Regions from separate parts of the Mus musculus genome. Here region 2 is linked to region 1. Evidence: chromatin loops called from intact Hi-C (ENCODE). Cell type or tissue: left cerebral cortex. All regions are shown on one strand. Region 1 holds the start of 0610009B22Rik (RIKEN cDNA 0610009B22 gene). Region 2 holds the start of Rmnd5b (required for meiotic nuclear division 5 homolog B).

The links. Peaks named below come from ENCODE experiments on the same cell type or tissue, not always from the same donor. Only the 100,000 strongest peaks of a DNase experiment are listed, where the experiment ranks them.
Region 2: a loop joins it to region 1, with 2.8 times the contacts of the local background. A loop is called at or near these places in 11 of 42 quality-filtered maps.

The regions. Positions count from the first base shown.
Region 1 is chr11:51,688,239-51,692,238 of GRCm38, reverse strand. It overlaps 0610009B22Rik (RIKEN cDNA 0610009B22 gene), which reads left to right and starts at 3,605. Exons shown (of 2, transcript NM_025319.2): 1 at 3,605-3,691. In left cerebral cortex, a CTCF peak has its summit at 1,586 (motif pointing right); DNase peaks (open chromatin) are centred at 3,136 and 3,466; H3K4me3 peaks cover 1,590 bases; H3K27ac peaks cover 1,396 bases.
Region 2 is chr11:51,634,103-51,638,102 of GRCm38, reverse strand. Rmnd5b (required for meiotic nuclear division 5 homolog B) reads left to right here and starts at 2,207. Exons shown (of 10, transcript NM_025346.1): 1 at 2,207-2,513. In left cerebral cortex, CTCF peaks have their summits at 477 (motif pointing left), 1,582 and 2,472; DNase peaks (open chromatin) are centred at 1,567 and 2,221; H3K4me3 peaks cover 1,892 bases; H3K27ac peaks cover 2,117 bases.

The sequences.
Region 1 (4,000 bases):
GTCTAGATTGGTGGCCTTCCTGCCTCTACACGGGTTTGTTTTGGGGATAGCTCTCCTATAGCCTCATCTAGCTGCACACTGACTATGTAGCCAAGGACAGAACTGTGACCTGATCCTCCTGCCTTTACCTCCTAAGTACTAGAATTACAAGAGTGTCCCACTGCACCTTGACTTATACGGTACTGGAAAAGTACATAAGGGGCCTTCACTTGAGCTAGGCAAACACTCTACCCTGTGAAACCATAGCTTCAGCCTTACACTGAATGCTTGATGCTCCACAAGGGTAGCTAGGTTTGGATTCCAGATTGGACAGGATGGCTTTCTGAACGTTGGTGCCTTAAAAGATGACTAACCTATAGGCCCAACTATTGTTTGCCGATTGTCTCCTAGCCTTTGGTGGTTTTTATCCTTAATACTCTACAGTGTTATTTCTCTGGGCTTGTTGTTTACCTTGCTTTTTCTTCAGGTGATACTCTAATTAGAAGATCCTTGTTCTCTAATTCTGGAAGTTCCTAGCCATCTTCTTTCCGAGTAGTTTTTCTGTTTTGGGGAATTTCTTGTTTTGAGAGCTATGGCTGAGGCAAGCAAGCACAGGAATAGATAAGCAACCTGACCTCCACTTGGATTGGGCAGTGCACACCACTTGTCCGGCCTGACAGCATATTCTTTTCTAAACGCTGCTACTGCTTTGCTCTGAAGCTATCTTACTACTTTTGAAAATTGTGTGAGACCTTATTTTTCGATTATTTGGACAAGATGCCGAGAACCTGGAGGTACCCAATCCCAACCATTAGTAACAAGATAGCTCTCTGCAACAATGACTGGTTTACAATTCACTTATGTAGTCCAGGTAGACCTCAAACTCATGCCTCTGCCACCAGAGTGCTGGGATTCCAAGCCTCTGCCACAAAACCCAACAGGTATTTGCTTCTCTTATCAAACCCTTTTACCCTCAGAGTTTCTATTACAACCCTTTTCTCTTCTCTTCTCTTCTCTTCTCTTCTCTTCTCTTCTCTTCTCTTGTTGTTGTTTTAAGACAGGGTCTTGGGCTGGAGAGATGGCTTAGCAGTTAAGAAGAATACTGACTGTTCTTGCAGAGGTCCTGAGTTCAATTCCCAGCAATGGTGGCTCACAACCATCTGTAATGGGATCTGATGCCCTCTTTTGATGTGTCTGAAGACAGCAAAGGTGTACTCACATACATGTGAGTACACCTTTTTTAAAAAAAAGTTTAAAAACAAAAAAAGAAGAAAAACAGGGTCTTACTATGTAGCCTTGGCTAGCCTGGAACTCACTTTGTAGACCAGGCTAGCTTTGAACTCACAGAGACTCACCCGCCTCTCCCTTCTGAGTGCTGGGATTTAAGGTATGAGCCACCATACTTAGCACTGTTTTCTTTCATTCTTGTCTTTGCCTAAACTGGACTTTATTCTTGATTTTATACTTGTATGGCCATATATTTTCTATTTCCAAGATTGATTTTAATAGCCTTATGTTTTTTTTTTTTTTTTTTAAAGATTTATTTATTTATTATATGTAAGTACACTGTAGCTGTCTTCAGACACTCCAGAAGAGGGCGCCAGATCTCATTACGGATGGTTGTGAGCCACCATGTGGTTGCTGGGATTTGAACTCCAGACCTTCGGAAGAGCAGTCGGGTGCTCTTACCCACTGAGCCATCTCACCAGCCCCTAGCCTTATGTTTTTAATTCACGTTTTATATTGCTCAAGATTTTTGTTGATGTTGTTTTGTTTTTTCAAGATGGTTTCTCTCTGTAGCCCTGGCTATTCTGGAACTTACTCTGTAGGTCAGGTGGCCTTGAACTCAAAATCCAACTGTGTCTGCCTCGAGTGCTGGGATTAAAGGCATGTACCACCACCACCCAGCTCAATGTGTTTTTAATGCATATAATCCACTTATTTCTGAGCATCTCAAACACACTTATTTTTAGAACGTTCTGTAAGATCCTCAAGCTAGGCATAAGTTTAAAGCCAGTCAAGGCTACTCAGGAGACTGTCTCAAAAAGCAAAGCAAAGAGTGATAAGGTTGACACACGACTTTAACTTCTGGCCTCTACACATGTATACAAAGCCAAAAAGTGTTCTAACACATAAATATGCACACACTGACTTAGTTTCCTTAATTGGAAGTCAGGAAAGCAGTCAGCCTCAGTAATGGAAATTTGTGAGCTGCTACACAAAACAAACATGTTCATATTTCTACGGCTCAAATGATAACTGGAGACTTCTTGTAGCAGACACTTTTATTCCCTTCCTCCCTAACTCCCATTCCTATCAAGATGACCAGAGGTTTAGGACAATGACTTTTTTGTGCCTTCAATTTTGAAGGGAGATGAAATGGATGGATAAACATGCTGCTTATGTAGAAGTGGGCAGGTACCTGACCAAAGCAAAGGAGATGTAAGAAATCAGTTTTGTTATTTATCTATCAAAGGTAGGTAGGTAGTCTGCCATTGGCCAATATTCCAAAAATTTTCTTCACTACCGCCAATAAAAGAAAGCTGCTTCACTCAAACAAACAAACAAACAAACAAACATCTTCTCCACCTAGTAAAGTTTTGTTTATAAACCTCATGCATCCTTTCTCCCTCCTGAATTCCCTGCTGCCTGGAATACAGACCTTTAACTCCATTCCTCTAAGCTTATTCTTTCAGAACTAGCCAAGCATGAAGGTCGGACCCCAGCCACTGGGGAAAAGACACCATGATTTTGATCCTGAAACACCTTTTTTACAAATAGAACGTGCCTTGTAGAGCTACTTCGCTTTGTTTATGTTTCTAGCAAACACAAAACGAAAACAGAAATGCCAAACTTTATCTTTAGTCACTCTGTGGCCCCAGAGAGAAGTCAATGATTTTTAGCCAAAGTAGCTTCGAAATGTCTGTTTAAGGGAAGAAGGAATTCAGGACGCCAACGCTAGATAAGTCTCACTATAATAAACACATAAGGAAAACCTGTGAACAATGCAGACATACACTTGAAAGAGCAGAGTCCTTGATGATTAACAGCACCTAACACCAGTGATTTGCGCCCTAAACCACCCTCCCATTACGCATTTCCGCCCACGCATACGGCCAGCACCGTCTGGACACAAGCGCCCGGTGCTGCAACCTCCATTTTGCTTTCTGGCATTCTTGTAGTTAAAAGCTCCGCCTCACTTGGCAGTCTGGTCCACATCTCCCGCCAGGCTTCCGGTCTCTACACCTCCAGGCGAACGTCAGTGACAACATAAGCAAGTACGCGTGCGGTGAAGGCAAGGATTGCTCTAAGAGCCAGAGGAGGCCCGCGGGGACCCCGACGTCCCATGAGGCCTTGACCCAAGATGGCGGACAAAACCCTTAGCGCAGCCTTGCTCAGAGACGCATGTGCGCATGCCCGGTCGACTGAGCTGCCCTGATCCAAGATGGCGGCCGGACCGGGGCTGGGGACGGGCTTAGCGCGTTACTGAGCATGCTCAGTCTTCCGTCACTTGCGTCAGGTCGGCAGCCGGCGCAGGCCGCTCAGTCCTTCCCGGAGAGGCGGGAACATGTACGCATGCGCAGTGAGCAGTCTCGGCTAGTCGGTGGGCGGAGCTACCCCGCGGGGTGGACGTTGAGTGTGTGTGATGGCCGGCTGACCTGCTTTCCTCTTTGAGCTTGTCTGCCCCTGAACTAGAGGGAAGTCGGCTTAGGTGAGGTATTTATAGTTGTCAAAATCCCGCACTCGCCTGTGATCCCAGCGCTCAGGAGCCCGGAGGGATTGCCTCAAGTGCTGTAGGACAGCAAGACCCTGCCCAAAGCAAAAAGTCGGGAGCTAGAGACTGGGAAAGTGGGGGCCGTCCAGGGAGGCTGGGCACATACAGTTCAGTCACTTTCGTGGGTGCGTACTTTGAGTTTTCCTTGGGATTTGTGGCTCAGGGGCAGAGCCCTTGCCTAGCACCTGGAGGTTTGGGATTTGGTCCCCAGCACCAGAAATAAACAGTTAAAGAGGGGCAGTGTAA
Region 2 (4,000 bases), 54 kb after region 1:
TCACGATGCCCCTGCGGGCTAACTTCCCTCTTTGCACCGCCCTCTTCCCTGCTGTGTTTCAGCAGGTTGTGAGCCACAGCTTCCTCTTTTATTAAGCAGAGAATGTTGGTCAGCTCCCAGCATCTCTGTGGCTCACTATGTTCCAGTAGCGATGAAGACAAAGTCCTGAGCCCAATGGAGCTTTTATTCTAAAAGTTGGGGAGGCGGAGATAGGGGCAAGAAAGCAAAATCAACACATAAACACATGATTTCAAGCCAAGGCTGTAAAGAAAACAAAGCTAGATTGTGCAAGGTGGAGGAGGCGGAAAGAGGAGCATGTAATGGCTGTAGGAAAACCTGCAGTAAAAAAGAAGCTGGGGGCTGGAGAGGTGGCTCAGCGGTTAAGAGCACCAACTGTTCTTCCAGAGGTCCTGAGTTCAATTTCCAGCAACCACATGGTGGCTCACAACCATCTGTAATGGGATCTGATGCCCTCTTCTGGTGTGTCTGAAGACATCAACAGTGTACTCATAAAAACAAAAAACAAACAAACAAACAAACAAACAAAAAACCCTGCCTAGCTGGCGTGGTGGCGCACGCCTTTAATCCCAGCACTTGGGAGGCAGAGGCAGGCAGATTTCTGAATTCGAGGCCAGCCTGGTCTACAGAGTGAGTTGCAGGACAGCCAGGGCTACACAGAGAAATCCTGTCTTGAAAAGCCAGAAAAAGAAAGGAAAAAAACGGGGGCGGGGAGAGGGGAGTGCATGAGTTGCTGGAGGACCCCAGGTGATGGTGCACACACCTGTAATCTCAGTACACAGAAGGTAGAAAGAGGTCCTTCGTGATGTAAGGAGTTCAAGGCCAGTCCTGGGTAGGTATCAAAGACCCTTTCTCAAAAGATTCTCTCTCTTTCTTTCTCTCTTTCTTTCTCTCTTTCTTTCTCTTTCTTTCTTTCTTTCTTTCTTTCTTTCTTTCTTTCTTTCTTTCTTTCTTTCGACAGGGTTTCTCTGTGCAGTCCTGGCTGTCCTGGAATTCACTCTGTAGACCAGGCTGGCCTCGAACTAAAAAATCCGCCTGTCTCTGCCTCCCAAGTGCTAGGATTACAGGCATGTGCCACCACTGCCCGGTTCTTTCTTCTTTTCTTTTCTTTTTTTTTTTTTTTTTCCTGGTCTCAAACTCAGATCTGCCTGCCTTTGCCTCCGCAGTGCTGGAATTAAAAGTGTGTGCCATTACACCCGGCTCCTTCATTCTTTTTAGTTAGGGCATGTATACAACCCCTATTTCATTTTGCCCCTAAAGAGGGGCTATTTACAGAGAGCAGCTGGGCTGGGGGCTATGGATGCATAGGGTTAGGTGAGCCCGTAAGAACAAAAACCGAACTCTTAAAAATTGTGTGTGTGTGATGTGAACGTGGGTGTGCTTGCCTGTACAAGTGTGTGAGGGCCAGAGAAGGATTTGGGGAGTCTCGCTCCAACACTCTCCACTTTATTCTCTTGATCCTAGAGCTCTGCTTTTTAGCTACATTAGCTGGCAGGCAAACACAAGAATCCTTAAGTCTCTGCTAACCCCACTCCTGCAATTACAGGCCCGCGCCAGTAGGTGCGAGCCAGCTTTCTAACAGTACCTGGGATCTCAACTCAGCCCCTCACACTTGTTTTGCAAGCACTTTCCCTGTTACCTCAGACTCTTCCTTTAACATTATTTGCTAGTTCAAAATGCATCGCAGGAAATACTTAATCACTGGACCACATACATGTAATGGTCTCTTAAAATGTTCATTTTTCGGGTGCTGGGGGTGGACCAAGGGACCTGCGTGTACTTTAACCCTCCCCCTGTCCTCCCCCTCTCTCTGTCGTAGCTCAGGCTGGCCTAACTCACTTTGTATCCCTGGATCTCTGATCTTCTTATAATTATAAGATTATAGGCGGGTACCACAATACCCAGCTTTGTTTATTTTCTGAGCCAGAGTGTCGCTTTGTAGTCTAGACTGGCCTGGAACTCCCGGCGCTCGTCCTGCCTCCGTGTCCCCTATCCCAGCCTGGACATTTAAGACCTAGTTTACTGTGGTTGGGGGCCCGGATTAGGCAGGTGCGCCAGCTAATACTTCCGGTAGAAACTCGTGACAACCCGTCGGTGGTTCTGACGCGCGGAAACCCAGGTTTGCTCCGGATCGCAGAGGCCAGGCGTCCCGGCACTGCGCAGGCGCTAACTGTTGCCTGGCTCCGGCGAACGATTCATTCGGCATTCCTTGCAAAGCCGCGGGCGAGACACACTGTCTCCCCACGCTCCGCGACACCACGCATGGGCGAGCCCGGACCCACCCGAGAGGCAACCGCCGCGCCTTCCGGTTCCGATGACAGCGGCGCCGGAAGCGGGCTGAGCTGCAAGACTAGGTGACAGCCTGCCGGCTCCCGGTCCCGGGGTGCGGGGCGCCCCGACCAAAGCCTGGAGCAGTCGTCGGCCACACCCTCCAAGGGCTGGTGGAGTCGCCCGGACTCCGACGTCCCGTCCTAGTGCACCTGACTGAGTCAGAGGTAAGCAGCCAGTGGGTGGCGGGGTTCCGGCAGGGCACTGCAGGAGGGTCTCTGGGAGGATAAGTAGGAGTTTGTCAGTCTTTGCACTACTATGCGGGTCAAGTCGGGGTCGTGGCATGCCCCTAGGGTAAATGGTGGGCTTTCCTGTCCTTTCAGTTTTAGGTGAAGAAGTGACAATGTGAAACTTTCTAGTATTTGTAGGGATATGATTTGTTTGAGTGTAAAATACAGGGCATTCGATACTGTGGTTTGAAAAGATGACACGTGTGTGGAGACCTAGATAAGGAGCCAGCCATGGGAAGATGTGAGAGAGTGTTCCGAGAAGAGGATAGAGGCAGAAATAAACTGGATGTACCCTGGAACAGAAAGGCTGGTGGTGGTAGAGTGTGGCAAGTGATGGGGAGAGTCATTGGAGTGAGCATCACCAGGGAGTTTGTTTGGATAGAACTTTTGTTTTTCTTTTGTTTGTTTGTTTGTTGTCTTTGAGACAGGGTCTCTTATAGCCTAGGCTGCCCTGGAGCTTTCTAAGTAGACCAGGCTGGCCTTGAACTCACAAAGATGCATCTGCTTCTGCCTCCCATGTGTTGGGGGGTGGGGTGGGTTAAAGTCCTGCACCACCATACCCAACCTCAGATTTATTTATTTTCTTTTATAATGATGACGATGATGACAACGACGATGACGACAGCATTTCTCTACATAGCCTTGGCTGTCTTGGAATTCACTGTGTAGACCAGGCCAGTCTGAAGTCAGACAGATCTGCCTGCCTCTGCATCCTTAGTTCTGGGATTAAAGGTGTGAGTCACCACACCCAACAGATATTTTTTTTAAACTTCTTATTTCTAGGTGTATGGGGACCTTTTGCCTTCATGTGTGTCTGTGCACCACGAGATGCAGTGGATGAAGAGGGCTTCAGGGTCTCTAGAACTGGACTTACAGGAAGTTGTGACTGCCATGTGGGTGCTGAGAACAGAATCTGGGCTATTTGCAAGAGCAGCAAGTCCTCCTTAAACACCGAGCCATCTCTCCAGCCCCTCTAGTGTGAAGTTTTAACATTTCCTTCATATCTCTTTCTATCCACTGGAAGCTTTTGATTCAGGCCTTCTTAGCCAAAGGCTAGGAAATGGAGGTATTGTTTAATCAGTTAGGCCTACTCAGCCCCGTGATGGGCTAGGTCCTGCAGGGAGGGAGGGGACAAGACCAGTCTCCAGGCTTTGTTTAGCTGCTAGTCCAGTTGAGACACATCTGAAGAAGCAGTCAGGAGGATGTGGAAGTGTGTGGAACCGACACATCAGATTTGTGATGCAGAAAAGAAGGGTGCACAAGGAAGATAGAGCCGTGAGAAGAGGCCTGAGCTGGAGCCCAGGAAGCCATATAAAATGGTGGATGTGACCAGGGACGTAGCACATGCCTTTAGTTCAGCAGGTGGAGCTTTGTAAATTCAAGGTCAGCCTGGATTTCAGAGAGAGAGGTGATTGGTGACCTTT